Linked DNA regions of Homo sapiens: regions 1 and 2 are each linked to region 3. The links are chromatin loops, found by intact Hi-C in ENCODE. Cell type or tissue: endothelial cell of umbilical vein. All regions are shown on one strand. Links, peaks and the distances in the headings refer to the core of each region. The heading gives the core; the rest is flanking DNA. Region 1 overlaps BNIP3 (BCL2 interacting protein 3). Region 2 overlaps PPP2R2D (protein phosphatase 2 regulatory subunit Bdelta). Region 3 has its middle 42 kb from the start of BNIP3.

Region 1 (10,440 bases), core at 795-5,794, 50 kb before region 3:
GGTGAGCCATCCCTTGAGTTCGAGATCAGCCTGGGCAACGTGGCGAAGCCCCGTCTCTATTAAAAATACAAAAATTAGCCAGGCCTGGTGGTGGGCACCTGTAATCCCAGCTACCCAGGAGGCTGAGGCAGGAGAGTCGCTTGAACCCAGGAGGCAGAGGCTGCAGTGAGCCGAGATCACGCCCCTGCACTCAGCCTGGGCAACAAGAGCGAAACTCAAGCCAGTAAAGTCGGAGACTGCATTGGTTCCTTCATTGCTGAGAGTTACTAGAACAACAGTCCTGTCTGGAGGAAGTACAGCAGGTAACTGAGACCCTCCACCTACAGCAGAGCTGGGTGCATTCCCGCCACAGTACTACACAGAAATGAGACTGCTTTCACCTACACACAGGACAAAGAGGTCAGACCTAAGAAGCCCTGCTTTGACTCCGTTTATATTCAGTGAGCAACAGGCAGACTCGTCAGGCCAGACAGCAGCACCACAGGGCGCCTGTGCTGGGGCCTTTGGGGGCTGCAGGCTGGTGGTTTCTGGACCTGAACAGTGACTACGTGGGTGTTTGTGAAAATGCACCAAGCTGTAACTGATGATCTGGACTTCAGGAAACAGGTTACGAATAAATCACTGCAACCCAGAATCGCCCCACGACATGCCATGACAGGAGTCACACAGTCACATCACCTACCCCAATCCGATGGCCAGCAAATGAGAGAGCAGCAGAGATGGAAGGAAAACTTTCAGAAATTCTGCAGAGAATATGCCCCCTTTCTTCATGACGCTCGTGTTCCTCATGCTGAGGGTGGCCGTGCGCTTCGGGTGTTTAAAGAGGAACTCCCTGAGGCGGGAAGAAACGTGTCAGCTGATGTGTCCTCTGTCAAGGGGTGCCCCCGTGACACTGAGAACACACTCACTTGGGGGGAATATTTTCCGGCCGACTTGACCAATCCCATATCCAATCTGAGTTTTTCTTCAAGATGCTTTCAACTTCTTTCCTTCTTTCAATATCATCTTCCTCAGACTAAGATAAAGTCAATGTTAAAGGCAGATCAGTGTACCACACGTGACACGGGAAAGCACCCAGCTCCCACCCGAGCTTCAGATCCGCAGGCTCAATTCAAGAGCCCAGAGGCACATGTCAGTGCCTCGGACCGTGGTCCAAGGGGAGTCCTGGGGCTGGGGGCCTTCCCCGGGCCGCGCCGCACTCCCGGCTCACAGCACGCTCGCCGCCTCCAGGGACAGATCACCTCTGGGGGAGCCCCACTCAGGGCGTAAATACATTTGGTTCACTGTGAGATTCTGGGGGTACTGACAGCGGCAAACACTGTCCTAGGGAAGTCACGTGACATGAGGGCAAAGATGGTGACGGCAGCACTGGTTATAAGAAAAGAAAATGAAAACAGCCGAAAACGGCTCAAAACAGGGACATGACGAAGGAAGGGACACTGTATAGTGAGCAGGTTTACAAGATGCTTCCGGGATAAGCAGGAGGGAAAAGGCAGAAATGTCCACATAACCACAGCTGCGGCCAAATCCTCAGAATTATATAACAGCACGAAACATTAAAGAGGATTTTAAATCTGAGAGTCTAAGTGTTTTTCTCTACTTTTTTGCATTTTCAAAATTCTGTACCTGAACATCTAATTCCTTTTAAAACTAGGGGAAGTTTTGTGTAAAACAGTGAAAACGGCAAGACCCTGTCTCAAAAAAAAAGAAATAAAATTGAAAATACTCAAGAATATAGCTCCCCAAACCCACCAAACATCTGGGTACACCCAAGCTGGGTACAGCCCCAAGTGCCCAGGAGCAGGCCGCACGCCCTGGATGCACCCACACACCCACAGCCAGGGCTCCTGGGGCTCCCGAAATCATGCTGCCCCTCGGAGTGGGGCCAGGGGATGTCCCTGAGAAAGCCTGGGTAACAGGGACTCCTTGTTTCCTTGGTGAAGAAAGCCTTGAGGGAAGCGCTAGCACGGAAGGGTCAGCTACTAACCCTGCCTGGAAGGCCATGCTTCCTCACAGAGCTTCCAAAATACAGAACACAGTCCGTCGTCAAAGTTCTCACCAGCAACGAACACCCAAGAAAACACATCGCGCATCTCATCTGCAGCAAGGTAAGGCACTGCCAGATATAACTGAGCAAGACAGTACTGATCACTGCCTCGAACCCTATCTGTGCCGGAGTAGGAAGGGAGAACGATAGTACACCAAGGCAATAACCCCAGGTACACTTTTTCCTCTAAGACTCACTCCGCTTTCACAACAATGCTGAAGGCCGCTCTGTAAAGCCCATTCAATAGCTGTTAACAGAAAAGTCATCTTAGGCTGGACACAGTATCTCACACCTATAGTCCCAGTATTTTGGGAGGATCACTTGAGCCCTGGAGTTCAAGACCACCCTGGGCAACACAGGGAGACCCCGTCTCTACAAAAAAAACTTTTTTAAAAAAGAAGAAAAAGTGATCTTACACTAAATTATCAGGCTGATCAGCCGCTAATGCTACACTGCTCCGGCACCAGTTAGCTCAGGACTAATGCTAGGAAAGGCACAGGGTGTAATTTCCGGCAGGTAGTGAGTGTCTAATGAGGAAGACACCTCAGAGTCACAGCCACAGTGGCCACATGGCCTTAGATGGCCCCGTGGGTAACTCCTGAGTCCCACACAGCATGCAAATATTAAAACCCACTCACTGTCCAACCAGCAACCACGAGGAAAGACCAGCCAGTAGCTGGCTCACTGCCACCCCTTCCAATGGTCCCTCCCTCCTCTCTAGGCTGCAGCCACCAGGGAGCCCTTCCTCCTTTCCGGTGTATCCCTGATGGCAGGCAGGGAGGGACAGGAGGCCCCCGCTGCCTGTCCCACTCGGCGCCTCCCCCGCTCAGCTGAGTGTCCAGCCCATGTGCTTGTGGATGTTCCCACCCACAGTTTCTTGGTTTTTTTGTTTCGCTTTTTTGTTTTTTTTAAAGCAGGAAACACCCTTAAAGCCCGACTTTTCTCTGAGGTGCTCAATTACATTTAAAACCGTTTCCTGTACAAACAGATCACAAATACTTTTACAACTGCACATTCTCCTTCCAGCTTACCTGTGAGCTGTTTTTCTCTCCAATGCTATGGGTATCTGTTTCAGAAGCTCTGTTGGTATCTTGTGGTGTCTGCGAGCGAGGTGGGCTTGGCGATGTGAATAGAATGGGAAAAACAGAACATCATGTGAACATTCTATCATTAGAAGCTCAAACCCCAAAGGCAGTGAACCGCCTCCGTGATGAGGGGCTCTAGCCAGTCAGCGTACGCGTCTTCCCTTCCACCCAGCACCTGCCAGAGCCAAACTCTTCCTCAGCCCTTTTGGCTGAGCACGACAGGAGTGAGCTAGCCAGTCTTCCAGAGAAGACGCAGGGGCAACTGGCAAGCAGCTGGCTTTGTCACCTGCCGCCTTCACGGTCTGGGTCTGTTGCACAGCTCTCAAGGGCACGCGACCTTTGACCACTGTCGGCCACTCTACCTTGGAGTCACTCAGAAGTACTGCTAACCAGGGACCGCTCCTCCTGCGACCACAGCCCCGCTGAGGCGCGTGAGTGCGTTTCTCAGAGTGGGGTTTGTGGCTGTTCCGCTGCCTACTGATGACTTGAACATGGCTCCCCACAGACTAAGTCCCAGGTCACTGCATCCCCAAAGAGGGCGAGGCTCCTATATAAGGACGGACTGCAGCAGGAGCCAGTCCAGAACGCGGCCCGAGGCGAACAGCAGCCCACTGTCCTAGAGGTGACACGGGCACTTCCAGCTGTGACTGTCACCCACTGAAGACATCGGCACTGTAACACATACACTTGTTGATGCGCGCCTACCTGTCACAGTGAGAGCTCTTGGAGCTACTCCGTCCAGACTCATGCTGTGCGTCCAGCAGTATTTTTTCCATGTCTCCATTATAAATAGAAACCGAGGCTGGAACGCTGCCCCCGTTCCCATTATTGCTGAAGTGCAGTTCTACCCAGGAGCCTGATGGGGACAAAAAAAGGGGCGCAGATGGAATTCTCTACCCACTCTGGAATCTGCTCTTGATATCTAACCAGCCTGCCCTTCCATTTCCAAGAGGTAGCAATGGTGCCACACCAGGAACCATCCCTCAACCCCGACTTGAAGACATCCCTCTGCCCACTCTCATGGCAGTGACTGTCCACGCACACACTCCCTGGGTACAGGAAGGAAGCCCCCTGGGGCTGAGACCATGTATCTGTCCAGCTCTTGCAGTCCCTTTATACCAAGCCAATGTCCAATAACTCTGCTGAGTCAACAGAATCCAATTAGAATACTTCCTTGCAGTGAGCTTTTATAAGAAAAAGGCTATTATTTGGAAAAAGAGGTCTTTAAAAAAAACAACAACAACACTAATGTCAACATAAGCTTAAGGGATTTGAAGTTTTCTTTAAAAGGTTTAAGCTCTATTTTTTGTTTCTTTTCGAGACGGAGTCTCGCTTTGTCACCCAGGCTGGGGTGCAGTGGCACGATGAAGGCTCACTATAATCTCAAACTCCTGGGTTCAGGCCATCCTCTAGCTGACACCTCCGGAATAACTGGAACTACAGGCATGCACCACTACTCCTGGCTATTTTTTTTAGGAGATGGGGTCTCGCTATATTGCCCAGGCTAGTCTCGAACTTCTGGGCCCAAGCAGTCCTCTCACCTCAGCTTCCCAGTGTGCTGGGATTACAGGCGTGAGCCACCATGCCCAGCCTCTATGACTTGCATCGTGTGGCTTACTTTGCATTTATATAATTTCTAACGAGGTTGAAGACGGTTTTACAAGTTTGCTAGCCATCTGGATAGCATCTTTTTTGAACTGGTTCTTCGAATCTCTTATTCTTTTCTATTATCTGTCTTTCTCTTATTTGTGGGCATCCAGCAGTATTTTTTCCATGTCACCATTATAAATAGAAACTGAGGCTGGAACGCTGCTCCCGTTCCCTTACTGCTAAAAGTGCAATTCTGGGATAATTCTGTATTCTAGATATATGTTTTTCTGCATTTAAATATGTTGCAAGTAACTTTCCCTCGGTAGCTTGTTCTTTTCACTTCTGATGTCTTCTGATGTACAGAAGTTCTTGATTTTAATTCAGTCAAATGCAGCAATCCCTTCCTGAGCTGAGATATTCTATTCTATTATTTTCACACAGCTCTACTGTTATGACAGTCACATTTAGATCCAAAATCTACATGGATTAATTTTCCCATTGATGTGAGACGGATGCCCCATTTACTGCAGACAGCTCCCGCCTCACTCTGCGCTGGCTGCTTCCTGTGTCAGAAATCAAGCGTGCATATAGGCACACGTCTATTTCTGGGCCCCAGATAATCTCTCTACTTTGTGTCATAGGTTTATTTATTTAAAGCAAATCTGGTAGGAGCTTCCTCTGGTAGCGTATGGAGGATGGAGTGCAGTGGGAGGAAAGTGCAGGCCACAAAAGACAGGGAAACTTATGGACGAGAACAATGGAATTATCTCATTTTTGCAGTCACTATAATTTTAGTAAGCAGAATAATCACCCTGAGCTGCTGACTGTCCTTAAACCAACACAGCACTAATAACACCATGCAATTAGGGGGAAAGGAGCAGCCTCTTCATCCGTCATGTTCGCTGGAAGCAAAGGCAGGTGCACAGCTTTCCACACACACGAGGCATCTCTCCTGAAAGAGGGCTGGCCTAGGCTCCATACGCCACTTGTTGCAGAGTCTATTTCATATTAACCAGAAAAAAGCAAACCGAAGGCCCAGGAAGGAAAAGTGGATTTGCAACTTATGCCATCAACAGTCTCCCAGTAAGCTGCTAACGAAATGATCACACAAATTTTCAAATGAACGCATGATTGTTCTCTTTGGCCTCTCACGTTGCCTCATGTCCTGGCCTACACGAAGCACATCCCTAATACAAAGGCAAGCCAGGGTCTGTCTCGGAGCCTGGAGCTCAATGGAGGAGAAAGGCCCAGGCCAGTCTGCCCCACACTCTGGCAGAGGCTACATGGTGCCTTCTGAGATGTACAGACCACACCATTCCTGAAGCCGCTCATCTGACCAGACAGTATTGCCAAGTACTCTGATGTTCACTAGCCCTCCTTCCCTCTCTGCGGTTCAAGATGCCATGCGGCCGGCTAGCCATGGCCTGCCCCTGAGAGAACGGCACCACAGCCTCTGTTTTGGCCAGCTGTCTTTCTCCGCTGAATCTACAGTATTCAGATTCTGGGCCTGCTTCAATTTACTTGACTAAAGTGTTGTTCAGCTATCTGACGATATGGAACACAAATGCAACTTGAAGGTGTGGTGTCTCTTCTCTGATGCCACTCTTAACATCAAATGTGGGACACCAAGTCACCACCACCGGGGTGTCCAACGATTCAATTCCATTCTATCTACCTAGACTTAGTGTGGAGCCCACAAGACTGTTCCCACAGATGCAAGCAGAGAATGGGGTGTCCAGGTTACCCGTATTTCTGCCAGTGCCTCTACCTACTCAGGGGATCCCACACACCTGCCTCAGGTTCAGTAATTTACTACAATTCACAGAACTCAGAAAAACTCTTTACTTACATTTATCAGTTTACCAGAAACAATTCCAGGGCAGACAAATGGAAATGACATACAGCCCAGATCCCCACCTACCCCACACGTCCCAACCCTAACCCCAACCACACTCTCTGCAACCAGACTCCCACTTACCCCACATGTCCCAACCCTAACCCCAACCATGCTACCCGCACCTCATGGCTCCCCCATCTCCATCTCCAGTCCCCTCCCCTCCTAGGAGGGGCTGCCCTGGGAATTTCTACCTCAAGTAACTATCCTGGGGCCACCCTTGAGCCACTGTATTAGCAGTGTATTCTGAAGGGGCTCCTTACAACTTACACCAAAAATGGTTAACCAAGGAGCACTTTTGGAGTACACTGCTAATAGGGTGACTTTATGAATAACGCACACACTGGTCAGGTTGTTCTGCCTATGGAGTCACCATCTTTTTACTGTTTTACTTTCTTTAATAAACATGCTTAAGACACTTATTGGCACAGCGGTTCATGCCTGTAATCCCAGCACTTTGGGAGGCCGAGGCGGGCAGATCATCTGAGGTCAGGAGTCAGAGACCAGCCTGACCAACATGGTGAAACCCCGTCTCTACTAAAAATACAAAATTAGCTGGGCGTGGTGGGCGCCTGTAATCCCAGCTACTCGGGAAGCTGAGGCAGAAGAATCCCTTGAACCTGAGAGGGGGAGGTTGCAGTGAGCCGAGATCATGCCACTGCCCCCCAGCCTGGGCAACAATAGCGAAACTCTGTGTCTCAAACAAAAAAAAAAGACACTGCTCAGGAAGCCCCAGGGGTTTAGGTGCTCTGCACCAGGAAGTAGGTAGGGTCAAGACCAAACACATACTGTAATCTATCACACAAGGGGCAGGCTGAAGACAACAGGGAGAGGAAGATGAAGGAGAGACAAGTGTATCTCTGTCATCCTCTGCGCTACTGCAACAGAATCCCACAGACTTAGTGATTTACGAACAGAAACTGATCTCTGTTCTGGAGGCTGGGAAGTCCAAGATCCACGCACCAACATCTGGTGTCGGCTGAGGGCCTTCCTGCCTCATCCCTTCAATGAGGCTACAGAGGGACCCACCTCCCTCCATCCAGCCCCTTAGAGCACTAATCCCATTCACTAGAGAGGAGCCCCTATGGCCGAGCCACCTCTTAAAGGCCCACCTTTTACTACCATCCCACTGGCAACATGGAGGAACACATTCGAACCAAAGCAGTGCTTTTTAAACATCACCCCAGAAAGGACCTAAAAATCCAGGAAACAAGGAAAAAAAACTCACTCCAGATTGTCCATGGCTAATGACTTTGGGCCCAAAAGCTGTATTCCCAGGAATGATTTACTAAGGGACAGGAGTTTTATTATTAACCCACAGCAACCGCGTAGGAAAGGAAGGCACTTCCTGGAGAATGGAGCGTGCTGTGTATCTACTCACGTGTTACAGTTCTCCACTCGGATCGTTCACCTTTTCAAAGAAAGATGGGCTTACAGTAAGGTTGCTTAATAACCTTAGAAAACTTGCTCATAATCACAAGCAGTTTACACTTCAAATCACTGTAGTATAATTAGGCCCCAGACGGAAAGGTGCTGCTGTTGCTGCTGCAAGAAAAGCCCTCCTTCCTAATCTCATTTCGCGTCCCTCTCATGTTCCTCCCCCTCCTCACTCACTTATAATTTACATTGCTAACAAGACACACAGCCAGTAAATCTTACCTCCCTCCTATATCAAGGTAGATGAGATTTTGAAAAGCCTAGACTATAAATATTTATATCACAGTACAAAAAGAAAACTGATAGGTCTGCCTCAGAGACAAAATACAGTCCAACAAGAGTTCTTAATCCATTTCTTATTCTCACTTTGTGTAAAAAAAAAAAAAAAAAATCATCTGACATCCAGCTTTTCTAGGTGCCCAAAGCAGTTCTCCCTCCAGTGACAGACTCCAGGGAATCCCTTCGATTCACTGCCCTCTGTATGTCCCAGGGCAACTCCCTGGGTCCCATTCCTCAACATGGATTCATGGGCCACAGCCACGAGCCCCACGTGGAGTAAACACAGGGCCAAGTTCTCAAGGCCACCCTATGCCCTAACCTGGGGTGACAACCTCAACTCTGGCTATGAAGGGAGAATCACCTGTGGTGTTTTTTCATTGTTCTCCAAAAGCCTAGCCTCAGCCCACTCTGAAAGTGACTATTTGGGATGCTGGGGTGGAATCCAGGCAAATAGATTGAAAAAGCTCTGGGATAAATGTCAGAACAGAGGGAGGCAGCATCCCAGAAAAAAAACCTGAAGCAGAGGAGCTGTGAACCCCCGAGGGAACTAGCACCCCAAAACCATACAAAGGGCTTCTTCCCCAGGGGAGGTGGGCTCTAAGAAATTGCTGTTTTACCTTTAAAGCTTCTCAGGTTAGTGGGGAGAGAACAAAAGAGACCCGCCTGACAAAAGATTTCAAGTATCAAGTCAGCTGGGTAGGTAAATCAGGTCCCTGGCTTCCAACGGGGCTCGTTTCCCTCCACCTTCCTGTTGCCTCCAGGACCTCTGGCCTCCTCTCCTCCAGGACCCTCCAGGGCCTATTGCACGCAGCCTCAGGCATCTGGGCTCCAGGTATCCCACTGCTGCCTCATGCAGAGACCTTGGCTTCTCCTTAAGTGTTGTTGCCAGCCTTATCTTTCACTCCACCTCTAGAACCTCATTGTGACCATCTATGAAATGCAAGTCTTGGACGAGAATCTCGATGTCTGCAACCCCTTCAGGTCTCAAAGCACACAATGCTACAACTCCACTCCAAAATAAGTAGAAAACATCTTTTCCCCTCATACAACTTTGCCCATGGTGAGTTGCCTCTGACAAGAGAGAGAACCATCTGCCAGTTGCAGACACAGCAGTGGGTGAAGAGGTGAGGGCTTGGATTATTAAACACGGCCCTCCAGAGTAAATGGGCATGCACTTTACTGAACTGATGCCCTCCTGGTGAAGACAGTGGGTCCTTCAAGGAAGTGATGCCCCCGCCACCGTGACACGGTCTCGTCACAGAATCCTACCTCTCCTGCATGTTAGCAGTGACATGTCTAGGAGAAAAGGGCCAAGTTCATGGCTACAGTGAGCTATAATGATTGTGCTACTGCACTCCAGCCTGGGGGAGTAAGACTGGGCTTGTAAAAAAAAGGAAAAGGACAAATACGAGCATCCTGCGAGTCAACAACTTTAGCTAGAATGATCAAGAGATAGAAAGGAACAGAATCAGCCCATTTTGCCATTAACTCTTTAGGAAAAGCAGTTGGCCCCAGAGGGTACACTCAGAGGAGAGAGTGCTTGCTGCTTCCATCCGTGGGTCTGGCTGCAAGGCTCCCATTGTTCTCTGTTCCGAGGTCAACAAGGGGCAGTGAAATCGGACAGGCAGAGGTGAGCGCTGCCTGAGCCACCGCTCCGTCCCGGATTTGCAGGCAGCTGGAGCCCGCGGGACCGGCCAACCCCGCCCACGCCGAGCCCACAGTGGCCCCGTCCTGCCGCGCGGACACTCAGGGCGGCCCAAGGAATCGCCTACATGGGATCCACCCCGCGGGTAACTATCTTTTTATAGAATAAACAAAACAGAAAAACAAAAATCTCGTAACTCCGGCGCTGGCCGCCTTGCACTGCCAATGACTCAGCAGCCTGTGTAAGTTACATATTGGAGAGAGGACCGAGCCCCCCGGAGCCCCCTCCACCTCCCAGCGCCCAGATCCCAGCCGGACAGTGAAACGCACAATGTCAGGAGTAACGCGGCTTCACAACCGGAAAATGGGTGATTTTATGGCAAAGAGTTTATAAAAACATCCCTTGGACTTTATTTTATGACAAAAGATAGGAAAACACCTCTTAATCTATTTCAAAATAGTAA
Region 2 (10,440 bases), core at 2,593-7,592, 75 kb before region 3:
TATTTCTGTGCGAATTGGGCTTCCCTAGGAAGCCTCCCTGACCACAGCACTCAACACAGAGATGGGGGCGGGAGGTACCTTCTACTTTTTGTTTTAACCTCAAGTGAAGTGTAATATATAATACATACCTCCAGATAAGACATCTGCCCTATAAGTGACCAGCTCCATGAATGTTTGTAGGGTGCACATGCCCATGTAGCCAGCCCCAGACCAAGAAATGGAATATCCTCAGCTCCCCAGCACCCTGCTGTGCACCCTGCCAGTACCTGGAGCCAGTGGAGGTTTGTGGGGTTTGCACCGAGAAGCATAGTCCTAGTGCAGTGAGAAGAGGTGTGTGCATCTAGCTGCAAGGAGAGGACAAAGGGAGGGGTGCAGCTGAGCCACCCAGGAGGACTTTGCTGTCCAGCGCCTCAGTGTGGCCACTGGAGGACACACAGGAGAGGGAGCCGCAGGCCTCGGTGCCTGGGCAGTTTGTTACCCTGCCAGCTGATCTTCTCTTCAGCAGGAACATGTCGACCTCGGTAATGGAAGCAAGGGGAAGACTTGGAATAGACAGTATTCCATTTTGTAGCATATTTTCATAACTCTGCTAATTGGTTATTTGGGGGTATTGCCTGTACAGAATTATTACTTAGCCATGAATATAAACTTGTCCTCTTTCGTTATCTACTATAAGTGTTCTAATTATGTGCTGCTGTGATCTTTGTTTTGAATTCCTATTTCCTTCCATTTTTAGGTCCCAATATTGAAGCCCATGGATCTTATGGTAGAAGCGAGTCCACGGCGAATTTTTGCAAATGCTCACACATATCATATAAATTCCATTTCAGTAAATAGTGATCATGAAACATATCTTTCTGCAGATGACCTGAGAATTAATTTATGGCACTTAGAAATCACAGATAGAAGCTTTAGTATCCTTCCTCAGAGGGACACTGGCGTCTTCCCGAGGGTGCTCTTTAGATAGTAATTTCTCTCGTCCCTTTATACACCTGTATCTCGGAGTCTAGTCTTGTAAATACCATCACTGCACAGCAGCCTGTGATGTAAGTTCTCTGTGATTTGAAATGTTTGTCCCTAAAAATACAAATTTCTTTCTACCTTTGGGAAAAAGTTATCTGTATAATGGGAATTACCTGAAGTCCACTGCCTGCCTGGTTTAATCAGAGGCAGTTTTAAATAGGCTACATTTGAAAAACCAACATTATGTGTTCTTTTTTTTTTTCTAAATTTGCTAATGAATAATAGAAAATACTGGCTTAGGTTAGAGCAGTGTTTAATCACCCATCTGAGCAGCAGCTTCCAGTTAGAACCTGTGTTCTTCTGTGGCTGTGCACAGTCTGGGTGGCCCCAGCCCTCCTCACATGGGCCCCTTTCCAGCCAGCAGCCGGGAGCATGGGGCTTGCTTCGTCTGCAGCCTCTCCAGGGTCCCTGCCGTCCTCCCTCTGCTGTCCAGTGGCTTGAGCTGGGGTTCCATGTCGTATGTTGGTTTTCTTAGTTGTTTCAGCTTGAAGGGTGAAACTGGGACTGCTAGTCTGAATTGGCCCACAGCTGAATTCTGCCCTTTCTTATTTTTTTCAGTTGAAGGATTTCTGTATAGGATTTCTGTTGGATCTGTTCTAGCTACACAGAATAAGCTCTTCATGTCAGGAAGAGCAGCATCTTTTGGAATTTGGCGGCATTCTTGTGTTGTAGTTTTGTGTGGGAGTGTGGGATTTTGCACAGATGGTACTAGCTTGGTTTTCCTATTTATATGATTAAGTATGTACTATCTTGCTATTAAGGGCTTTCTGTATAACATTAATAATAGCAGCAAGATGAAAGCGGTGTTCGCTTGTCTGTGTCTCCCCCTGGGCCGGGGCGTTGCTGTAGTCTGAGTGTGCTCATCCCAATCCCCTTACCAGGCGCTCCTTTGGAATTCGGGATGTGTAACCAGCCTTCTTAATAGCTAATCCCTTAAACCTCACTGCGTGGATTATTTGGCGTCCTATTTCGCGTGACTGAATGTAGACTAATTAACAACCAGCTGAGCTGAGCACTGTGCCTTAACCATGCACTCCCAGACATCGTGGACATCAAGCCTGCTAACATGGAGGAGCTGACCGAAGTCATCACTGCAGCCGAGTTCCACCCGCACCAGTGCAACGTGTTCGTCTACAGCAGTAGCAAAGGGACCATCCGCCTGTGTGACATGCGCTCCTCGGCCCTGTGCGACAGACACTCCAAGTGTAAGTGCGTCTGTTGTTGAGATGGAGTCTGGCTCTGTCACCCAGGCTGCGGTGCAGTGACACAGTCTCGGCTCACGGCAAGCTCCGCCTCCCGGGTTCCAGCAAGTCTTCTGCCTCGGCCTCCCGAGTAGCTGGGACCACAGGCAGGTGCCACCATGCCCAGCTAGTTTTTGTATTTTTAGTACAGACAGGGTTTCACCATGTTGACCAGACTGGTCTGACCTCAGGTGATCCCCCTACCTCGGCCTCCCAAAGTGCTGGGATTACAGGTGTGAGTCACCGCACCTGGTCACGCCTGGCGTCTTTTAAAGCATCTCATTTAGAGCCACTTGTTCTTCAGACACTCCAAAGACTTAGAGAGTTCTTCCTGTTCCCCAAGTGCCTTTGCACAACTGGGGAGCCCTCCTTTGCTGGGGCCGTCCGAGTGTGGCTGTGTCAGAGGCTGCTGCTAATAAGTGGAACTCGAGGTCATGCTTCCCACAGGCTTATGGCTGTAGGGTGAGTGTGCTTTTGGCACCACCGAGAAGCGGGGTCACTTCTGCCCAGAGCCTGGGTGTCTCCTCAGAGGCTGCCAGCACTGAGTCCCGCCAAGAGCCACCCGTTGCCTCTGCCTCTGTGCGTGAGACCTGGGCTGAGGCCGCCAGCACACAGGAGGCCATTCCCAGCTGTTGGAATGAGCTCCTGTTCATGTTGAGCTTGGCTGGATTGGAAGCCACTTCCCTTAGCTGAAAGTCTAGCATTTTAATCCAGTGAGCTTTCAAGCTCCTTTTAGGTGAGGGAGGTTCTGGTTTTGTTTTTATTTTTAGCCATAAAGAATGGGCTTGACTTTATAGAGCACTGTAGTCAGCGTGTCCCAGTGTCCTGAAACATTGCTGACCCTTCCTCCAGTGCCAGCAGGTAGACACACGTCCAGTGACTTCCTCTGATGGGGAAGCCGCCAGTCAATCCCACCAGACTGAGCCGCTGCTCATGTGCAGCGGCGCCCCCAGTGCCTCGGTGGAATGTGCCCATGGACCGTGTGCAGCAGCCTTTTCGCCTGTTCTCTTTCCTGAGGTTGAGTGTGTTTTTAAGAATTCGTATTTCTACTAGAATTCCTGCGATGAGGATGAGTGTTTCGTAGCATTTGGCCTGTATCTTAAGCATAAAATTCTTGAGTAAATAATTTCAGATTCCAGTTCTATTTGTCATCAGAGTGATTTATTTGAGTAAATGCTTGGCGTCGGCACAGCTGGCTTCAAGTTAATTTCAGATGCTAAGCCGACAAACACAGGCTCCTGCATCAAGAAAAAAGAGAAAAAACCTAAAGCAGCTTCAGGTCAAGGAAGCACAAGCCAGGTGCAGTGGTGCTCACCTGTGGTCCCAGCTACCCTGGAGGTTGAGGCGGGAGGATCTTTCTGAAAATAGGAATCCAGTTTTGTCACAGTAGAGCTTGTGTATATTCAGTATTGGAGACAAACCTTGGCTGGCTGGCTTTGACCGGCGGGACCGTCTTGGTGGTTAAAATCAGGACCACAGCGTTGCCAGTCAAGGTGGTCACTCCTGCAGACCCACAAACTGTCGACCCTCCAAAAAGCAGGCAGTTTCTTAGAGGCACAGACCGCTGTGTCTGCATGACCATATAATGCTGTTTGTGTCTTCCTGTGATGTGTATGCGATAGAATTTCACGTGCTCGGGCCTGGTGCCATGAGGACGCGGAGACACTCCTACAGGAATGCGGTGGTGCTGAACCTGGGCACACATCAGGATGCCCCGAGGAGCTCCCACAGATGGCAGTGCCCAGGACCTTGCCTAGAGATTCTCATTCAGGGTCCGGGTGAGACTTGGGCGTCTACGCTTCTCATGCCCATCCCTTGTCCATAGCTGGTGCTAGAATGTCTTATCCGAAGCTCTTGCCCACGGAAGTCACAGAAGATCAGAAAACCTAGAGAATCAGAAAGATCAGAAGACCTAGTGTTGAGGCCAAGCCCTTCCAGAGTCTCTCTGAAGGGGCCACTTCCTACTTGAACTTGAAAATGATTTGTTCTCTGATTTTTAAACAGAAGCTGAAAACATTTTATTTTGTTTTTCAGTTTTTGAAGAGCCTGAAGATCCCAGCAGTAGGTCCTTCTTCTCAGAAATAATTTCATCCATATCCGATGTAAAATTCAGTCATAGTGGGCGGTACATGATGACCAGAGACTACCTGTCGGTGAAGGTGTGGGACCTCAACATGGAGAGCAGGCCGGTGGAGACCCACCAGGTCCACGAGTACCTGCGCAGCAAGCTCTGCTCTCTCTATGAGAACGACTGCATCTTTGACAAGTTTGAGTGTTGCTGGAACGGTTCGGATAGGTAAGGCCTGCGTGGAGATGAGCTGTCGCCCCAAGCTTGCTGGTTTCCGAGAGTGCAAGGTCAGTGAGGGAGGCGAGCTGTCCTCCAGCGTCAGAGGAGGACGCTCATAGGGTGTTGTTTTCCAGACCTTTTGATTGATGGATGATAGTATCAAGGTAGAGAAAATAGGATCTCTGAGCAAGTTTCTCACCTAGCTTGTCATTCCATTTATATTTAGACAAGAAGTATAGCACTAGGTACAGGCCGGCTATGTGTTAAATGCTTAGTGAATGATAGTGTATTACTTTTTATTATGCTGATAATGAGTGAAAAGGAAGGAAGTGGGGAAGTGATTCACCTCACTGGAATGACCGCGTTGCAGTCTGCCTTTCCTTCTGGAGAGAAGTAGATGAAAACACCCCAGAGCCACTGCCTGTCATGCCCAGACACAGCGTGGTCATGGCTGGTCTGAAACACCAATGTAATTTATAATGTGATGGTTCTAGTACCTTGATAATTTATTTTGTATACATTCTTTAAAGATAGCTATGATTAGTGTGGTTGAGAGTTACGTTTTTTTTATTATGCAAAAAGTTACGTTTCAGATGATGGAAGATTGTCTTGCACCATTTTTATATAGAATTTTTGTTCAGAATTCAAGAGAACAGAGGAGTCTATTGGCAATAAGTGATTGACTGGATATTCTGCAAAACCCTCTGGCATAAACACCTAGAAATGCTGGATATGATACAGCAGGTGTCTCTTCAGGTGCATAGTTGAGCTCACAGATAAGCAAGGGAAATCTCACAACGGCCAGAAACTAAGAGGGAGCTGAAACCAGAATGGCAGCCTCTGAAGGCGTCTATTCCGAGAGCAGCCTTGCAGCCCCGGCTGGCCTCAGGAGCATCAGCCCATAGCAGGAACCACTGCCCCTGTGAACAGCAGGTTATGGTGCAAAGCTGAAGCCTTGTCCCACACGAGGTGACTTGCTCATGGTGGCTTTTCCTGTATGTGCTTGGTAATTTTCAAGAGCTGAAGCCTTGGCCCACACGAGGTGTAGAGTTGGAACAGGGACCCCTGAAGATGGTGTCTCCCTCCACTGGCAGATAGGGTCCAAAGGGCAGTTTGTCTGTCTGAGGCCTTGCATGGGGGTGGCCAGCACTGCCCTGAGAAGTGGAAGCAAAACCTCCCCTCACAAGGGTTTGCAGTTTGGGTTTGTGCCAGCTACATCATGATCTGTAAAATCTCACACTGTGGAGCTCCTGCCTCCACGAGGGCTGTGTGCGGGCATCGGGAGGGACCGGCGTGTTTCCAGATCTGGCTTCTACTCTGTTTGCAGACTGACCTGCCAGCCTGTAGCATCTCACGGATGTTGACTGAAGACATGAGGTTCCCGGGTTCTCATGGCACAGCTGGCAGCATGAGCCTCTCGTTGGCCTGGGTTCCCCACGGGTGGACACTTGAGGCCGTGGCTGATGCACACTGAGCTTGGAGAACCCCACTGCTTTCACAGCGGGCAGTAAACACACCTGCACTTTGACTAGAAGAGACATGACCTCATTCCTCAAGGCCGCTTGCTGGAAGCACAGCCCTGAGAAGTGGCCCAGGTGGAGAGAATGGCATTGGCAAACTCCGTGAGAACACGCATGCTGGGTAGCTGCTGCCAGCACACCCAGGTCTCTCTGGATTTCGTCACATTAAAATCATCTAAACATGAGCTCACAGGTGAAAATTACCAAGCACATACAGGAAAAGCCACCGTGAGCAAGTCAGCAGAACCACAGCAGAACTGAACCTCCGAGAAGGCAGCTGTTGAGATCCTAAGTTAAAGAAGATAAACTAAGAATGCTTGAGATATTCACAGACTAGAGGAAGGAAACAGCCTGAACCAGGAGCCACATGACCGCTAAACGTGACCTGGAGACTGGAAAGGAATCAGAGGGAACATCTAGAAATGACAAGTATGATACATGACCGCCAAACATGACGTGGAGACTGGAAAGGAGTCAGAGAACATCTAGAAATGACAAGTATGATACATGACCGCCAAACATGACGTGGAGACTGGAAAGGAGTCAGAGAACATCTAGAAATGACAAGTATGATACATGACCGCCAAACATGACGTGGAGACTGGAAAGGAGTCAGAGAACATCTAGAAATGACAAGTATGATACATGACCGCCAAACATGACGTGGAGACTGGAAAGGAGTCAGAGAACATCTAGAAATGACAAGTATGATACATGACCGCCAAACATGACGTGGAGACTGGAAAGGAGTCAGAGAACATCTAGAAATGACAAGTATGACAGATGAAACTGTGTGGGTTTAGCAGCAGGTCCATTTTGGCTAAACAGATCTTGTATTAGTGGATGGAAAGGAAAACCAGAAGAAATGCGGGCTAAAGAGCCAAACAGAAAACAAGAGACACTAGGAACCGTGGAGGCCAGGGTGAGGCACAGCACACGTTTAAACAAAGTTTGGGGGTGTGAGGCTTAAAGTGACAGTGGCCAGCAATTTTCTCTAAATTATGAAAGCCTGAATACACAGGATCGGGAGCACAGCATCCATCCATCTCATAATGAAATTGCAGGACACCAAACGCAAAGAGAATATCTTAAATGCACCCAAGGAAAAAACGCAAATTACCTCTGAGAGCGGACACCGAGACTGAGACTCGGCTTTGCCACGGCCACAGTGGGAGCCAGAAGCCGTGTGACAGATCCAGCAAGTGTGACTCCTTACTCTCCACCGCCAGCTTAGAATCAAGCCTTGAAGTAGATGCTCGTTCAAGAATCTGCTTGTGATAAAGGCATTTTCAAATGGGAAACAATGTATCACAACAGGAAACTCAGTAGAGCGAGCTGTAAAGGGAGCCTGGCCCTGCAGAAAGGGGCTGAGACAGATAGGCAGAGGAACGCAGCCTGCAGGGAAGAGCAGTGCAAACTCTGAAGCTCTGCCACCTGGACGGCCTTAGTTATCTGTGTTTGGGGGAGAAAAATTAGAGCCCTCACCAGCCCCACACAATAAATAAATAAGCTCTGAGTGTTTCTAAGCCTAAGACATCTTTGTGAGCTCTGGAAACAAGGGCTTCTTTAAGAAGGCCCCAAAAGCCCAAGGAAAACATTAAGAAATTCAACTACATTAAATTTTAAACTTCTTTATATTGAAATTAAAAGTGAAAACAAAATCCACAAAAGGATAACGAACAGAGATTAAGTATCCAGAATAGGTGCAGAATTAGTTGTCAACAAGAAGGTGGCAAACAACTCAGAAAAGAGCAAAAACCATGAATGGGGTTTCGCAGAAATGGAAAAATAAATAGAAATGCTCATCCTTCTTAGTGATCAGCAAGTAAAGCCAGAGGGACGTCCTTTCATGCCCATCAGAATGATGATGGTTTGGGGGAGAGGGTGGAGACCAGTGGTCTTACCCAGTACCCTTCTTGTGACCTCCTTGGTGACATTCAGTCGGGTTGGGAGCTTCTTGCATGTTCAGACAAGAAAACGTGCTCAGATACCTGAAATAGCAAACAACTGGAGACAGCCCACAGGTGCATCATTAGAGGAATGGACAGGTAAGTTGTTCTCTATCATAACATATACTGAAAAGCAGTGAGAATCAATTATTAGAACTACATGGATCACCTAGGTGGATCTCACAAAGATAATCCACAAAGAAAATTCAGGAGGAATGCGTACGGTGCAATGACATACAACATGTTTAAGACATACAAGACGGTTTTGTTTTAAGAATCTGTAACTATTGGCCAGGCGCAGTGGCTCACACCTGTAATCCCAGCACTTTGGGAGGCTGAGGAGGGCGGATCACGAGGTCAGGAGTTCGAGAGCAGCCTGACCAACATAGTGAAACCCCATCTCTACTAGAAATACAAAAATTAGCCGGACATGGTGGTGCATGCCTTTAATCCCACCACTCAGGAGGCTGAGGCAGGAGAATCGCTTGAACCTTGGAGGTGGAGGTTGCAGTAAGCTGAGATTGTGCCACTGCACTCCAGCCTGGGCGATAGAGTGAGACTCTGTCTCAAAAAAAAACAAAAAAAATCTGTATACAAAATATAAATGTGTGTGGGGATGACACATATGTACTCTAGCAAGTGAGGACCCCAACTGGGGATGGGATAGGAGACCATCTTTCTTTCCAGAGTGGCAACACAGTGCAGGGGGGTCCCTGTCTTAGCAGTGACTTGCTGGTGTGCAGAGGGGTCACTCTCTTAGCAGTGACTTGCGGGTGTGCAGGGGGTTCACCACCTTACCAGTGACTTGCAGGGGGTCCCTGTCTTAACAGTGACTTGCGGGTGTGCAGGGGGGTTCGCTGTCTTAGCAGTGACTTGCGGGTGTGCGGGGGGGTTCACTGTCTTAGCAGTGACTTGCGGGTGTGCAGGGGGTTTCACTGTCTTAGCAGTGACTTGCGGGTGTGCGGGGGGGTTCACTGTCTTAGCAGTGACTTGGGGGGTCCCTGTCTTAGCAGTGACTTGCGGGTGTGCGGGGGTTCACTGTCTTAGTGACTTGCGGGTGTGCGGGGGGTTCACTGTCTTAGTGATTTGCATGTGTGGGGGGGGTTCACTGTCTTAGTGACTTGCGGGTGTGCGGGGGTTCACTGTCTTAGTGACTTGCGGGTGTGCGGGGGTTCACTGTCTTAGCAGTGACTTGTGGGTGTGCGGGGGTTCACTGTCTTAGTGACTTGGTGTGCGGGGGGGTTCACTGTCTTAGTGACTTGTGGGTGTGCGGGTGGTTCACTGTCTTAGTGACTTGCGGGTGTGCGGGGGGTTCACTAGTGACTTGCGGGTGTGCGGGGGGTTCACTGTCTTAGTGACTTGCGGGTGTGCGGGGGGTTCACTGTCTTAGTGACTTGCGGGTGTGCGGGGGGGTTCACTTAGTGACTTTCGGGTGTGTGGGGGTTCACTGTCTTAGTGACTTGCGGGTGTGCGGGGTTCACTGTCTTAGTGACTTGCGGGTGTGCGGGGGGTTCACTGTCTTAGTGACTTGCGGGTGTGCAGGGGGTTCACTTAGCAGTGACTTGCGGGTGTGTGTGTGGGGTTCACTGTCTTAGCAGTGACTTGCGGGGGGGGTCCCTGTCTTATCAGTGACTTGCGGGTGTGTGTGGGGGGTTCACTGTCTTAGCAGTGACTTGCGGGGGGGGTCCCTGTCTTATCAGTGACTTGCGAGTGTGCGGGGGTTCACTGTCTTAGTGACTTGCGGGTGTGCAGGGGGTTCACTGTCTTAGTGACTTGCGGGTGTGCAGGGGGTTTCACTGTCTTAGCAGTGACTTGCGGGTGTGTGTGGGAGGTTCACTGTCTTAGCAGTGACTTGCGGGGGTTCCCTGTCTTAGCAGTGACTTGCAGGTTTGCGGGGGTTCACTGTCTTAGTGACTTGCGGGTGTGCGGGGGGTTTCACTGTCTTAGCAGTGACTTGCGGTTGTGTGTGGGGGGGTTCACTGTCTTAGCAGTGACTTGCGGGGGGGTCCCTGTCTTAGCAGTGACTTGCAGGTATGCGGGGGTTCACTGTCTTAGTGACTTGCAGGTGTGCGGGGGTTCACTGTCTTAGTGACTTCCAGTTGTGCGGGGGGTTCACTTAGCAGTGACTTGCAGGTGTGTGGGGGGTTCACTGTCTTAGCAGTGACTTGCGGGGGGTCCCTGTCTTAGCAGTGACTTGCAGGTGTGCGGGGGTTCACTGTCTTAGTGACTTGTGGGTGTGCGGGGGGTTCACTTAGTGACTTGCAGGTGTGCAGGGGGTTTCACTGTCTTAGCAGTGACTTGTGGTTGTGTGTGTGGGGGTCACTGTCTTAGCAGTGACTTGCGGGTATGCGGGGGTTCATTGTCTTAGTGACTTGCGGGTGTGCAGGGGTTCACTGTCTTAGTGACTTCCAAGTGTGCGG
Region 3 (10,440 bases), core at 2,104-7,103:
AAGCTTGGAGACTCCAGGAACCACAGGGCCCCAAAGAGGGAGTTACAGCCCTGGCTCAGGGAGCTTCGAGGACTGGGCTCCCTGAAGGGCCACAGCTCTTTTCTCCTTCTCTTCACCTGCAACATGGAGAGCAAGGGGTGTGTTTCAGCCCTGTTTGTGTTACTACTCTTTCAGCTCTGCCATTCAGCAGGTCTTGAGTTCTTGTCCTGTGTCCAGGAAGAATGAGGTATGTGAACAAATGGAGGGTGAGCAAGGTGAAGAGGAGCTTCATTTAGTGACAGAATAGCTCACAGGAGGCCCTGGAGTGAGTAGCTCCTCTCTGTAACTGCTCATCCCAACGTCTGCTCAGCTCTGGCTAAGCCCAGGCTTTTATGGGCCTCAGAGGGGAGGAAGTGCGTACCAATTGGTCCATGGGCGGCCATGGGCAGGCCTGGAAAAGGCACCACAAGTCCCCTCTCTGGTCTGCAGGATTGGCAGCCCTGCCCCTAGCCTTCAGGCCCTCCCTGGCCTAAAGGTGGGCTCTCACCAGGGACCCACCCCCTTCCATCCGGGAGCCTGTCTGCCTCCTGCTGCTGTTCATAGTGTCCAGGCTGTAGGTGCCAAGGGCTGCCTGCAGGCCAGCACAGACCTGCCCTCAGACCCCATCGGCTTCCCTCCCAAGCTCGTCAATGCCCAAAGTCTGGAGGGGGCCAGGCAGCAGGGGGTTGGCATGTCAGCAGTGCTCCACGTGCATGCACACCCAACCGGGCTGTGACAGCACCCGGGCTTGGCCCCAATTTTGCTCTGAGATTGGAGTGAACACTGAAAGCAGGGAGAAGCCAGGCAGTGGGAGCAGGCACTTCTGAGCCTGTGAGGGCAGGGGGATGCCTTCCTGGGCCCCCAAGAGTGCAGGGATGCCTGGGTCCACAGCCACAGTTTGGGCGGCTGCAACTGCGCCTGGAGGGTGGGGGCCGCAGGGCTCCTGCCTTCTCCATGGAGTAGGAGGCCCAGGTCTACAACTGTGACTTGGGTGGCTGCAGCTGAGCCTGGGAGGGCGGGGCTCCTGCCTGCTCCAGTCCCCCTAAGAACACAGGGAGGCCCAGGTCTGCAGCCATGACTTGGGCAGCTGCAGCTGTGCCTGATGGGGGTGGGCAGGGCTCTTGTCTGCTCCTTGTAGTGGCAGGCTCCGGTCTGCAGCCACAACTTGGCTGGCTGTGGCTGCACCTACAGAGCTCCTGCTCAGAAGGGGCAGGGATCAACTCAGAAGGGGCAGGGATCCCACTTGTCCCTGGCTCCCGCCGGCTCTGTGGAGTGTGCAGCCCATATGCAGCCCCAGCCACACCTCCCCACTGTACCCAGCATGATGGCAGCCACCGCTCCAGATGGGCCGCCTCTGCCATCATCGCTATCATCCAGAGTCCACGTTAGGGTCCACTCTTGGTGTTGGACATTCTATGGGTTTCGACGGATGTGTAATGACATGTATCCCCCACGACAGTAACACGCAGAGCACTTTCACTGCCCCAAGTCCTCTATCCTCTGCCTGTTCCTCCCTCCCTCCCTCCCCTGTCCCCTGGCAACCACTCATCTTTTTACTGTCTCCATAGTTTTGCCTCTTCTGGAATGTCAAAGAGTTGGGATCATACAGTGTGTAGCCTTTTAGATTGACTTCTTTCACAGAGTAATGTACATTTAAGGGTCCTTCATGTCTTTTCCTGGCTTGATAGCTCATTTCTTTCTAACCCTGAACCACACTTGATGGGATGAATCACAACTGATGGTTCCACTCACCTGCTGAAGGACATCCCAGCAGCTTCCAAGTTTTGGTGAGTATGAACAAAGTTGCTGTAAACATCCACGCGCAGGTTTTGTGTGGACACGTTTCCAGTTCCTCTGGGTAAAAACCCAGGAGCTCAACCTCCACCTGTGTCTCTTAGGCAGCCCTCTTCTGCCGAGCTCTTCTCTTAGGCAGCCCTCTTCTGCCGAGCTCTTCCTGCTCTTCTCGTCTCCAAGCCTGGCCCCAGTGCCCTGGCTCTTCTCTCTGCCTCCTGAGTCCTCCCAAGCCTGGCCCAGACCTCGGGCTCACACTCTCCTCCAGATGCTGCAGCGGTCATTGCCTAGAGACTCACTGAGCACCTGCTCCCTTGTTACCACTGATCTGCCGGGTGTGCGCGTTCTCTAAGGGACTCGTGTCTTCACAGGACAGACTTCATCGTGCTCCCCTGAGGCTTCTCTCAGGGCTCAGCAGCTTTGGGGGCCAACTTGATGGGTAGTTTAGTTGATGGTTGCTGTGAGATCTCAGTTCTTGTCTTCTTAGTTTAAGGGAGTTTAAGCAAGAGACACACAGCAAAGGAGGCGGCATGTATAGTGATTTAGTGCAAAAGAAAAATAATATGAGAAAAGTTTGGTGCAGAATGGGCAGTACACTCTGAAAGAGAGGATTCGGGGTCGGCTGCTCATGAGGATGAGACGGCAAAGACTGGAAGGAGGGAGATTCCCTCTATGGGAGTCTTCCATGATTACGCATGAGGAGGTGCGAGAGGCGTTGCTGGGAAGCTTGTTCCGGGTGCTCCTCCAGGTGCGCACGCGCAGTACCCGTCCACGCTTGTTCATACGTCGCCTGTCTCACTAGCGTCTTCAACGCCAGGGTCGGTGTGAGGACAGGTAAGCTCACAGTGCGCGTGCTCTCCAGAGGGGAAGGTCCCTACTGAAGATAGCTGTGCTCAAATGAGCTCCATTACACTGCCAATGCTGAGGCTTGCTGTGTCGACCGTACGGTCACCATGGTCGCCATGCCCCGAGGACCTGGTCACTTCCTTGACTACCTGTCCTGCCTCGGGTTTGATGCCCACATTTACAGGGCACTTTGAGATGCTGCTGCTGCCAGAAATGAACATGTCATTAAGGTGTCACACTTGGCCCTCCTCAATCTATCCCATTGGGCCTCCTCTCTCTGATGGATGCCATGGCAGTGCTGTGGGCACAGGCTGCACGGCTGCTGTGTGGTGTGGGTCCAGGTGCGGGAGAGGCAGGCATTGCAGAGAGACGCCCAGGTGCACAGGGGCGGCTGCAGGAGAGCTTGAGGCTCGGGGCCTGGGAGGGCTGGGAGGAGAGATGTCTCCACACAGCACGTGTGAGCCTAGCACGTGCTCATCACCGGGGAGAGGGTGGGGTGGGTGGAAGAGGTGTTGGTGGAGGGGGATCCAGAACAAAGGGCAGTGTGTCTGGCACTATGACAGTGAGTGCCGGGCGCTGGCCTTGGTGGGAACAGGCTGGCCAACCCACGTGGCACTCCTTGCCTGCTCCCCGTCCCCTGTGGGTCCCTTTGGTCGCTCAGGACCCCACACCTGCCCTCTCCAACCCACACTCATCAGGCGCTCAGACCTGCAGCTTCCTAACCTGCTGCATGTGGCCTGGTCAGCGAGTTCAAATGACCAATTCCCAGGTCCCAGCCCAGACCTCAGGATTACTGGGGAGGGGGCCGGACTCTGCATTTTAAACAAGGTTTCGATGACTCTGGAAGCCGCACTGTGAACCAAGTCACTCCACTCTTGCTGGAACCAGTCTGTCGGCATCTGATGCCCTCCTGCCCACCACTCTGCTTTCCATTTTAGCGTCGAAAGTGGCTTCCAGCAGAGGACACTTGGGAGGGACACAGCCACACCCAGGACCCAAGGCCCGGGTGAGATCCGGAGGCTGTAGGAACGCTAAGGGGCGGTGCTGGTGGTCCAAGGACGTCCCCCGCAGAGTGGACCAGGAAGAACGTGTCAGAGGATCTCTGCGCCGCAGCATCTGGGTTGCATCCTGTGAGAGACGCCGCGGGAGCCCAGCAGCACGGCGTTTTCTGAGTGTGGCCCCATGGGCAGCAGCAGTGAGGCCTGCAGGGCGTGAGGGCCTCCCCTGCTGCTCCCCTGCCCTGTCACTCACCACATCCCGCATGTGGGGCCTCCCTGCTGGTGATGAAACCTACCACACTTGGGCCACTGGTCATGATTCCTGCAATAACCAGCTCCCTGATAATTAAGATCTGTTGGCCAGGCGCGGTGACTTACACCTGTGATCCCAGCACTTTGGGAGGCCGAGGTGGGTGGGTCACGAGGTCAGGAGTTCAAGACTAGCCTGGCCAACATGGTGAAACCCTGTCTCTACTAAAAATACAAAAAATTAGCTGGGCATGGTGGCAGGGACCTGTAATCCCAGCTACTCGGGAGGCTGAGGCAGGAGAATCCCTTGAACCCGGGAGGCGGACGTTGCAGTGAGCCAAGATCAAGCCACTGCACTCCAGCCTGGGCAACAGTTCGAGATTCCACCTCAAAAAAATGAACTGTCTGCCAGTCATGGTGGTGCATACCTGTGATCCCAGCACTTTGGGAGGCCGTGGCTGGAGGACCGGAGCTTAGGGGTTCAAGACCAGCCTGGGCAACATATGGAGACCCTGTCTCTAAAAAGAAATTGTCGTATCGAACAAAGTTCCTTAATATCTGGAATATGCTGACGCCTTTCTTCCTGGATCTATTCCTGAGAAGGTGGTCACTGAGCTTCCTCTTCCGAGACAGCCTGGCGCTCTGGACGCTTGGCTTCCGCTCGCTGGCTCGCCGACGCCCTCTGCTGTCCACGGTTGGGAGACCTGAAAGTCGCAAGAGCGTGCCCGTGACAGGAGGCTGTGCGCAAGAAGACGTTTACAGCCGTTTTATTTGTAATAGCCCCAAACTGGAAAGCAGACGGGTGTCCTTCAACAGGAGAATAGATACATACACCGTGGCAAATTTGTACAAGAGAACAATCTCCAGCAATAAATAAGAGCACGCCACTGATGCGCGTGGCAATTTGGAAACCTTCCACAGAACAGCACACGGATTGCATGGATGCGAAGCTCCCCTCAACTAATCTATGGGGAAAATCATCAGAAAAAATGGGTGCCTCTGGGAGAGTAAGGGCAGGGACTAGCCAGAAGGGGCAGCAGGGCCAGGTGGAGACTCACTCGCCTCTGTGGATACTCTGGTCATGCGGCTTGGGGAGTGCGTGTCCCTTGAAGAGCCTGATCCAGAAACAGTGCCGTGTTTTCTGAAACTGAATGCAACGAAGTGCGGCTTCATCCACTGAGTCACTGCCCATCCCCTCAAGGATCCCCAAGGAGGCGACGCTGAGTCCGGAACGCAGGAGGGAGACCGTTCTTCTTCCCGTGAGGAACATGCTCCAGGGTCCGGAGTCTACGGAAAAATAGGAGGGTTTGAGAAAGTGAAACCCGTTCATTTTCTGTGGAGCAGAATCAGCAAATGCTGTCTCGGGGGGCCCTGTGGGCCTTGGGAAGCATTTTGGACTAAACCAGAGGATAATGAGACACCACTGGAGGTTTACCAGCAGAGGCGGTGCCATGGGGTTTGCGTCTCTAGAAGATTCTATGGGGGATCACCAGCACGCCCAGCTAATTTTTGTATTTTTAGTACGTTGGCCAGGCTGGTCTTGAACTCCTGACCTTCTGATCCACCCGCCTCGGCCTCCCAAAGTGCTGGGATTACAGGCGTGAGCCACCATGCCTGGTCCAAGTTTTGTATTTTTAGTAGAGACAGGGTTTCACCATGTTGGCCAGGCTGGTCTCGAACTCCTGATCTCATGATCCGCACACCTCAGCCTCCCAAGTGCTGGGATTACAGGCATGAGCCACCGCACCCAGCCCATTTCTTTTACCAGTACATCAAAGACTCAACTGTTACCTCTTCAGATATTGCTTCTGGCTATTTCCTGTCTGATCTCTTCTGGAACACTAATTGAACATATATTAAACTTTTTTTTTTTTTTACTCTGTTCTCCATCTCTCTTAACCTCTCTTTCTGATTTTTAATTTTTTGTATCTCTGGGTTGCTTCTGGGTTCTTCTACCTGTTTTATGGTTCACTAATTCTTTCTTTGGCTGTGGCTAATTTGTTGTTAAACCTGGTTTTTAATTTTGATTATTATATTTTTTCATTTCCAGAAATTCTATTGAGTTGCTTTTCAAATATGCTAGTCTATTTTATACAGTTCCTGTCTTTCCCCAGAAAATTTCGTCTTGCTTTTCATGTCTCTAATCATAGTGTGCATAGTTTTAATATCTTTGTCTGGTAGTTTGAATATCTGAAGTCTTTCTAGGTCTGTCTGTCTTTTCCTTCCCACCCACCCCCTCCTATTTCTTCTCCTGTTTTTCTTCTTATCTGATTCACTCCCATAATACCTTATTTTCTGTGTCATGATTGTTTTCAGCTGTCCTTGAAAAATTGCTTGTAGGTGTCCTGTGAGCCCTGCACGAAGCTGTCCCTCTAAAGAGGCTGGCATTTGCTTCTTCCAGGCGCCCAGGGGCCGTGGTAATCTGGGACCACTTTACATTAATTACATTAAATTACAGGCTTAAAGAGTTCTCGGTCATGGGTGTGATCCAGGTCACCCGTGTGATGCAGCTTTGGACGTGGCTGGCTCATGCCTCTGTCTTCTCTGAAAAGGGTTTTCTCCTGCCCCTGCCCCGCTTGTCTTGCCATCCCTTGATGATGTGGGGTTGGGGGGTGTTACCTCTGATTCACCCTTACCCTCGGGGTGTAGCCTTTGGGGTTCTCAGTTTTATGGAGAGAGGGCTTCCTCCGACACTCCCCACTGGCTTGGCGTTTTACTCTTGTGCCTCTTGCCCTGAAAGACCATTAAGAACTATGCTTAAGTACACTGGGGCAGGTGAATGCCCCCGTAGTAAAAAGAGCTGCCGTCTTCAGCCCACCCATCTTGTTCCTGCTTCGATTTAGATTTTTGGCCTAGTAAGTCCTTGCCGTCTCATCACTTCTCTGATGAGTTTAAGGAGATTTAAAAAATCTTAACAGCATTTTCTTTTGTTCTTTTTTTTTTTTTTTTGAGACAATGTCTCACTCTGTTGTTGCCCAGGCTGGAGTGCAATGGCGCGATCTTGGTTCACTGCAACCTCTGTCTCCCGGGTTCAAGCGATTCTCCTGCCTCAGCCTCCCGAGTAGCTGGGATTACAGGCACCCGCCACCACGCCCAGCTAATATTTGTATTTTTAATAGAGTCAGGGTTTTGCTGTGTTGGCCAGGCTGGTCCTGAACTCCCGACCTCAGGTGATCTGCCCGCCTCGGCCTCCCAAAGTGCTGGGATTACAGGCATGAGCCACCACGCCCAGCCCTTAGCATCATTTTCATCGTTCTATGAAAGGGTTCGTTCAAATAATCTAATAAAAATATAAGACAAATGTTTATTTTTATAACGATCCCAGCGGATATTCACATCATGACCGTGGGTCTTTGCTGAGGTCTAGGCATCTTCGGTTACCAAGCAAACCTCCCCTCCCAACCTAACGTGAACACCTGGGGTGTGTGGACCACATTTCACAAAACACTCCTCTATATAACCCAGAATATTTGGAGTTTTAGAGGGTGGTCTTAGAGAGAGGTGAGAAGGAAGTGAGGTGGGAGGGAGCAGGAAGGGGGATGCATGCACAGTGGGGTAGAGGCCAACGGCCTTTCCAGGAGCAAAGATGCCTAAGATTGCCTGTGCGGTTATTATTGTCGGATCCTTAGCAAATCTCTCCTTCCCATGAAAATTTTGTATTTGGGTTGGAAACGATAGAGGAATGAGGTTATCAAAAAAGGATTGTGATATGGAACCAACAACACGACCACACCCTCAGTCACAAGCCCCGTGGTAGAGTGATCATTAGACACACGAGTCTCAGAAACCAAAAAGGCTGAAGCATGCTTTGTGCTTCCACGAGGCATGAATTCAAGGCACCTTTTCCAACATCTTCAGGGGACAGGAAGGCTCCAGGATAGATTTGGATGGCATGACTATTTCCTGCACAGTTTTCCACAGCTCAAGCGCTTTCTCATCTATTACTGTTTTTGTTTTTGTTTTTGTTTTTGTTTTTTTTTTTGATATGGAGTCTCGCTCTGTCACCCAGGCTGGAGTGCAGTGGCACGATCTCGGCTCATTGCAAGCTCCGCCTCCCGGGTTCACGCCATTCTCCTGCCTCAGCCTCCCGAGTAGCTGGGACTACAGGTGCCCACCACTACGCCCGGCTAATTTTTTGTATTTTTTAGTAGAGACGGGGTTTCACTGTGTTAGCCAGGCTGGTCTCGAACTCCTGACCTCATGATCCACCCACCTTGGCCTCCCAAAGTGCTGGGATTACAGGCATGCGCCATCGTGCCTTTTGAGACAGTCTCACTCACTCTTCGCCCAGGCTGGAGTGCAGTGGTGTGATCTCGGCTCACTGCAACTTCCGCCTCCTGGGTTCAAGCGATTCTCCTGCCTCAGCCTCCCCAGTAGCTGGGACTACAGATGCCTGGCTAATTTTTGTATTTTTAGTAGAGATGGGGTTTTGCCATGTTGCCCAGGCTGGTCTCGAACTCCTGACCTCAGGTGATCTGCCCACTTCGGCCTCCCAAAGTGCTGGGGTTACAGAAGTGAGCCACCATGCCTGACCTTTCTTATCTACTACAAATCCTTGTCCCTACAACCACCTCTGGAGGTAGGAAGTGACAGGAATCATTATCCACATTTTACACATGCCGATCATGCTGTAAAAGAGACAGATGGACAGAGACTTTGGGGAGAGCCCCACCGATGACTGCTCTTGTAAATGCTGCACATTTGCACACTACCTGGGAGAATCAGAGGCAAAGACAAAGATGTGAGACAAAGGGGTTGAGGCTGAAGGAAGCCCTCTGTCAGCACCGGCACTGCCCGTCACGTGGCAGCACTGATGCCCTGGCACCTCAGAATTATAAAAAAAGGGTGAAGCACCAATACTAGTGGCAAACATTTCACACAAAGGAAAATAATGCCACAATCACCACCCAAACACAGTAATTTCCAATTATGGACGTCTATTTCCATTTAGCACATGCAGGCAAATATGATGAGAGGGATTTAATGACCACTCTCTTGTCTCTGCTTTTTAAACTCAGTATCTGTTGTGGTCACATGATTGACCCCCAACATTCATTCCACATGGATGAGTCAGCTGAGCTGACCAGGGTTATACTGCCTCTCTCATGAATGATGGCTTAGAAGGGTTTAGATGGTTTAGAAGGAAAGCCTGCTCCAGGGATTCGGAGAAAAGAGGCTGTTCATCCCTTCTTTTGGTCCCTGTCATTACTGAGTGTGATGTGTGGAGCCGCTGCAGCCACCTTGGCACCATGTGGCTAATCAGCCTTAGGCTGAGGATGGGGTAAGAGGGAAAGGAGCCTGTGTCTTTGGTGATGATGATATGGAGATGTTTAATCAGCCAGTCTTGGTGTCTGCCCTATCTCTGGATTTCTCACTATGTGAGGTGATAGATTTGCTTATTCTTTAAGTGTGTTGGAGGGTTTTTTCTTTTCTTCCTTTTTGGTTACTTGCTGCTAAGACATTGAACTGATATAATTTTATGTCACAAGACCTTTTTTCTTTTTCTTTTCTTTCTTTCTTTTTTTCTTTTTGTTTTTTGAGACAGAGTCTCGCTCTGTCACCCAGACTGGAGTGCAGTGGCATGATCTCAGCTCACTGCAACCTCTGCCAGCCAGGGTCAAGTGATTCTCCTGCCTCAGCCCTCCGAGTACCTGGGACTACAGGTGCACGCCACCACGCCTGGCTAATGTTTGTATTTTTAGGAGAGACGGGGTTTCACCATCTTGGCCAGGCTGGTCTTAAACTCCTGACCTCATGATCCACCCGCCTCAGCCTCCCAAAGTGCTGGGATTACAGGTGTGAGCCACCGCGCCCGGCCAAAATCTTGTTTCTGTATAGTCCTCATATCCGTAATTTTACATGCATGGCTTTGAAACAGTTTCACATTTATGGAAGAGCGGCAGCAACAGTGACTGTACCCATGCTGCCCCTCAACCAGCTTCACCCTCTTCCTTCTCTTCTTGCAAAAACACTGCTCTTCCATTGGAGCTTAATTCAAGTCTTTCTGAGCAGACACTCCTAGTCAGATAAGCGGTTTTCTCCTCGGCATTCTTGCAGGATTTCCTGACACTTCTCTTAGGACCTGGTTTTTTTCTACCCGTGGGTTCAGTATAGCAGATCACCCCACTCATTGTCTATTTTGACTTCCTTCTGGCACCTTCCTGGATGTAGAGATTGAAGAGTTAAACGCCAGTGCCTCTGGCAGCTCTAGGCTTCCAGGTGCGATTCAGTTTCCACTAATCAAATGAAACTGAACAAGATCTGGGGTCAGGATTTGGTTAAGTGGGAAGTGAGGTTCTGCTGTGAGAGTCGTCATTTTACTGCTGTGGAGCTAATGGGTGTGGCATATTTCTGGGACCGAAAGTTGTGGTGCCTTCCTGTCCCCCGGAGGGAGTATAGCAGGTGTTGCCTGATCACAGAGCCAGTGGTGGGGTCGGTGGGTTTCTGAACACAGTCTTTTTTTTTTTTTAATTTAAAAGTAAACTTTAATGTCAAAAATGCAAACTTGGGGAGGACAGAAAGATCACACATAAGGCTG

The links. Peaks named below come from ENCODE experiments on the same cell type or tissue, not always from the same donor. Only the 100,000 strongest peaks of a DNase experiment are listed, where the experiment ranks them.
Region 1: it touches region 3 in a loop (8-fold over the local background); 29 of 110 quality-filtered maps call a loop at or near these places.
Region 2: a loop joins it to region 3, with 5 times the contacts of the local background. A loop is called at or near these places in 4 of 110 quality-filtered maps.

The regions. Positions count from the first base shown.
Region 1 is chr10:131,969,956-131,980,395 of GRCh38, forward strand. BNIP3 (BCL2 interacting protein 3) reads right to left here. Exons shown (of 6, transcript NM_004052.4): 2 at 3,838-3,988; 3 at 3,079-3,163; 4 at 909-1,015; 5 at 683-832. It also overlaps a transcript of PPP2R2D not described here. Among named protein-coding and RNA genes, the nearest start is that of BNIP3, 6.7 kb to the right of the region's middle. RefSeq lists an enhancer at 2,312-3,182. In endothelial cell of umbilical vein, for the core only: no CTCF peak of the experiment used is centred there; a DNase peak (open chromatin) is centred at 2,736.
Region 2 is chr10:131,943,232-131,953,671 of GRCh38, forward strand. PPP2R2D (protein phosphatase 2 regulatory subunit Bdelta) reads left to right here. Exons shown (of 9, transcript NM_018461.5): 6 at 737-914; 7 at 2,064-2,228; 8 at 4,299-4,560. Among named protein-coding and RNA genes, the nearest start is that of BNIP3, 33 kb to the right of the region's middle. RefSeq lists enhancers at 1,724-2,553, 5,252-5,753. In endothelial cell of umbilical vein, for the core only: a CTCF peak has its summit at 3,230; DNase peaks (open chromatin) are centred at 3,300 and 4,890; H3K27ac peaks cover 3,935 bases.
Region 3 is chr10:132,018,660-132,029,099 of GRCh38, forward strand. No RefSeq gene overlaps it. Among named protein-coding and RNA genes, the nearest start is that of BNIP3, 42 kb to the left of the region's middle. RefSeq lists an enhancer at 795-1,466. In endothelial cell of umbilical vein, for the core only: a CTCF peak has its summit at 4,590 (motif pointing left); a DNase peak (open chromatin) is centred at 4,592; H3K27me3 peaks cover 635 bases.